2 separate regions of the Homo sapiens genome follow, and region 2 is linked to region 1. The links are chromatin loops, found by intact Hi-C in ENCODE. Cell type or tissue: psoas muscle. All regions are shown on one strand.

Region 1 (2,500 bases):
ATTATTAAGTGCTTACTGTCTGCCACTGAGGAATGTGAAACGAACAAAATAGGTCTCTGGTCTCATGGAGCTTACTTCTAGGGAAGACAGACAATAAATGCATAAATCAAGAAACAAGCTGGGATTTTAGATATTAATTTTGAAGGAGGAGGAGAGGAAAGCAGGATGTGACATTTAAGCTGAGACCTGTAGGGTGAGGAAGATCTAGCCCTGTAGAGAGCTTGAGGAAGACTATGCCAGCAAGGTGAAGGCTTCAGTGCTCCAGCACAGCGCATAAGGCATTGAATAATTATATCACAAATACACAAAGTAGGCATAAAATAATATTATCCTCAATGAGGCAATCCTGACATAGGTGAATTGTAGACAGAGGAATTTGTAAGGACACCAGACAAGATGGAATTCTTAACTATATTTTCTTTCATTGTAAACCAGGGAAGCCAATTTTAGCATTGCTACATAACTGAAGCACTACTGTAATTTTTTTAACATATTATTCAGGACTCAGCATGAGATGAAACTGTGAGAAAAGCTAAGGTCTTCCTCTTTAAGATTCTCCTTGCCCTAGAAAAATCTGGCTTTATTGCATTCCGGGGCAGAGCATTTTTCAGAGCGTGTGTGTGTTTGCTCTGTTCACATTATTTCTTTTCCCCAGAAGGAGACCAAACTGTTTAAAGGGAAGATAGAAACAAACAAACAACTGGGTAATATGCTTCCAAACATTCAGACACATGTGACCTTTCAGCCAGCGCAAAGATCCATGAGGCAAACAGCAGGCCAGCCGTGCTTGATTCTTTTGGAGCACAGATGCTGCTGCTTCCTTGGGGATGACCATATAAATTATACAGACCATTATCATCTCTTCTCCAGAATTTTCACTTTTGAATTCTGACCCAAAAAATACACAATTTGTTCCCCTCGAGCATGTGATTTCATGTTGCCCCAGCACCTGCTGGAACGACCAGAGAAGATTGGATTGGCCCCTTCTACCTTCTGCTATTCTGCATCCAGAAGAGGCTGTTTTCTGTTGTCTGGAGGAACGGCTGGTTTTGTTGTGCCAATCGGAGCCTTGTAGGGATGCCAGTATCATAATCTTCATTCCTCCATTTCTCTCTGGGCCTAGAACTCTTTCCAATGGAATGCCACAGATAACTTGCCACTAAGAGATGTGCCCCCTCTCTCTCGCTCTGTTTTTTTCTCTCTCTCCCTCCTCCCCTCCAAAAATCTTGCATCATTTTGTTTTCTGAATCTTTCTAGGACCTATGCCTTTCTTCTAGCTAAGCTGGGGACACAGATCATAGTGGCCTGATTTTTCCACTGTTGATAAATTAACCTTCAAAATTCTTTGTAGTTAAGTTCTGAACTACCATCTTACTATTCGTATTGATTTATTTTTCAATTTTCTCTACTGCTTCAAAATCCACAAAAGTTTCTTTTGGTATTTCCTTATAGTTTAAGTGACAACTCTAACAAAATACATCCTCTCTGCTGACCTGGTCAGTTTATACTGGTGGTTATCGCTTCTAGTTTCTTCCTTAAAAAAATGCTCCATTGAAAAATTATCAAGAAATTCACTAGAATGTAAGCTTTATGAGGGCAAGGATTTTATCTTTTGTTTTGTTTTCTCTTTTGTCCTTAATATCTAGAATGGTGCCTACTACACAGTAGCATGTGATGAATATTGGTTGAATGAATGAGTGGATGAAATTGACATCAGACTTGCTTGTGTGAGGGGCCTTGGCTGATGCCCACTCCTTCTTCTCATAAGAAGGTTCTGCCAAAGTCAAAATGAATTCTTGAAATCATGTTAGCTGCAAACCCATCAAAATTCCAACCTTAGCAAAAGTCTTGGAAACAAACACATTTTCCCCCCAAATTTTTCTAGCAATCTACTATCCATTCAGACATTTCCATAATTCGTCGCTAAAACAGCAACAATAAGCTACACAATGTAGGTTGTTCAGGAGCCCTACACAGGATTGAAGACTGGGTATTGAGAAGGTGGAGTTAGTGAGAGAAACAAACCTCTCCACATGATAAACCGTCTGGTCAGTTTTAGTGACTTCAGTACCTGAGATTCAAATGCCCTGGACATCCCAGAAGAAGGAGACTTTTAATTAGAGCATCCAGGTGAAGCTCTTGCCTAATTTAAATTCCATGCATCATCCTGAGATGCAATATCCTAAAGTTATGATTCTATTTGTTACCACTTCCTTTATTGCGTTTTGTTTTTAGGCTGAGAGCTATGGGGCTCACAACATATCTGACATTGTTTATGGAGTCGTGGACTCTAATAAAGTCTGCTTAATCATGATGGAATAGGTTCAGCTTTGCCAGAACTGAAAAATGGGTTGGTAGCCACTGAGCACCCTGTAGAGCCCACCTTGAGGTTCTCTTCAAGTTACAGTCTCATCTTAAGCACTCTGTTATGAAAAGAAAATCATTTGGTTATGTATAGAGCCAGTTACAGATAGAAATAAGACTGATTTCTGCTCTTCTT
Region 2 (2,500 bases), 1.1 Mb after region 1:
ATGTCTTTTATTACTAGGAAAACAATGTTCAATTCTAATGGCATTAGGCAGTACGCATCTTAAACGAACCAATGGACAGAACTGAAACTATTACTGACTGTCTTGCATTTTGCCATATGAATACACTTCATAAATGATTTGCTTTGATATCACAAACACACACACACAGGCACATGCACACACACTAGCACGCCACGCCTGCATTGGCAAAATGCTGGACTCAATCTCACAATCTTGCTCGGGCCAAGTTCCGTGCAGTTTTCACAGGAATGCAGACAGCATGAAGACTGCAGCTTAGATCTCCTGTGTTTCAAATTTGTTTTGCCAAAGCATCCCTTCTTTCTCTGTCTATCTCTTTCTCTAATGCATGCACACCTGCATGTTTTTCTCAGGAATGGCAGGCATTTACTGGGATGACAGATTATGCCAGAGGTGCCTTTGGCAGCTTCTCGCCCTCAGGGCAACCATTGCTCTGGCAGCAGTAAGTCAGTGAATAGTACAAGGTCATCCATCCCCCAGGTCCCCCGCCCCTTCTCCTGTGTGGGGCATGTGTTCCAAGGTACACTTCAATGGTTTGACACATGAGGTCATGGAAGGTAGTCTCCAATTTGGGTCCACACCATGTAAGCGAAAGCACCAAAGCAATTGGAGCTACCCATTTGCGGGTGAGATTCCTACTAGAGTACTGCACTGCTACTGAGCCTTCAATTTTGACTATCTTTAGATGTTTTCTCACTTGTGAAGAAAACCTATTAAAAGTGTATTTTTCTGTACTGCAGTGGTTTGTCAGGGTGTCTGCTAAACAAATGGGAACATCCGATTTTACATTTCATTTGAAAACTCTGAGTAGAAAAATCACCCGTGAAGCTGCCTTTCCATAATACAATTAGTGAGAAAAAAACAAACCAAGATGTCAAGCTTAATATTGGCATTGGTCAGAAACAAATTCTCTTATCAGAAAATTTACAGAGGCCCGCTGTAACCCGGAAAAACAGGAAAGGAGTATTGCTTGTCAATATAAATAACCAATCTATGTTAGCAAAACTTGAAGGATTTCTACTCATCTATTGTAGGAGAAAATTAAGTATCTCATCATGACTAACTCATATTTACTAATACATTCTATTGGAATGGCAAAGTAGAAATTTAAAGGCAGAATAGTTTTTAATTTTATTCAGGGAAACATAATACTAAATGTTTGGAAAATGAATACTTGGAAATTCAAGATATTGGGGGGAAGCAAGATGTTTTACTGCCGCCTTGTGGACAATTTAAAAGAACTGAGTTTTTATTTATGCTGGTGGTGAATATGTGAATCTTGGCCAATAATAGAATCAGACAAAAATGGGTACAGGATAGAGGTGGGATATAATCAAATATTAATTATTTAAATTTAGTCAGAAAAAGTATTTTTTTAACCCAAGGAGATCCATAAAGTCTTCAAGTGATTATGCCCTATAGTTCAAGAAATTCTTGACATACTCAAACAGGAGATGGGAGGAAATGCAATGAAATTGAATATTCGGTAATAGAGTTTAACCAGAATCATGTTCTAACTTTTTTTTAAATCCAAGGGGTTCCATGGGCACTACATAATTTTGCCACGATATTCCAAGAAAATTTTAAAAATCTCAGTTAATTATCATAGAATTAAATGCAGCACCGGAGAAGCAGTGATAAGAAAAACTGGACATATTCTGGGGTTCAGTCCAGCATTTTAACTTAGAATGTTTATTTAAACATAACTTGAGTTTATAAACTTGTTTTCTAGGGAGATTTATAGTGCTTTCTGATTTTGGCTGGATTGAAAAAGTCCAGCTTGACTTCCTGCTAAGAACGTGCTTGTGTAAACCACCTTCTTCTTGAATTTTGGCATGAAAAATATATTTTCATTGGACACATTTCTAATCACAAACAAACGTTCAGGTAGGTGCTTAATTTAAACCTAGCTACCAATATCACAGAAATAGCATAATAGAATGTTTCAGCATTCCAACACACCACATAAATTCTTGTTGACAAAGCACTAACAAATGTATTGTAATTTCTAATTTCCCATTGTTCTTCTGTTGGATAAATAATAGAAACGTCTGACCAATCCATTAAGAGAAAGATGGCTTAAGAATTTTGGGTGGTGATTTTAATTTAAAATCGAAAAAGCAAATTTAGATTTGTAATTAAAAACATTTTAAAGCATATCAAGTAATAAGATAAATGGCTCTAAGACTTAGAATACCATTTTCAATAATTTTATAGCCACTATTGAATCATCATATTTTTTTCACTGGCGGGAAAGCACCTTCAGTGAAACCATCTGAAACCAAACAATACATAATCTAAATTTTGCTAAATAATCTAAAATTTAAATTACTTATTTTTTATTATTAAAATACTTTGATCTGAGGGAGGAGAAGTGGATACAGAAAAATAAAAATAAAATAAATATAATGCCACATTCTTACCAAACACTAAGCAACTCTCCATAGGCTACATAGCAGGG

The links. A loop is a pair of places that touch in the nucleus more often than their neighbours do. Peaks named below come from ENCODE experiments on the same cell type or tissue, not always from the same donor. Only the 100,000 strongest peaks of a DNase experiment are listed, where the experiment ranks them.
Region 2: it touches region 1 in a loop (2.8-fold over the local background); 40 of 110 quality-filtered maps call a loop at or near these places.

The regions. Positions count from the first base shown.
Region 1 is chr3:71,593,867-71,596,366 of GRCh38, reverse strand. No RefSeq gene overlaps it. Among named protein-coding and RNA genes, the nearest start is that of FOXP1-DT, 10 kb to the right of the region's middle. In psoas muscle, no CTCF peak of the experiment used is centred here; no DNase peak of the experiment used is centred here.
Region 2 is chr3:70,530,017-70,532,516 of GRCh38, reverse strand. No RefSeq gene overlaps it. Among named protein-coding and RNA genes, the nearest start is that of MDFIC2, 220 kb to the right of the region's middle. In psoas muscle, a CTCF peak has its summit at 1,245 (motif pointing left); no DNase peak of the experiment used is centred here.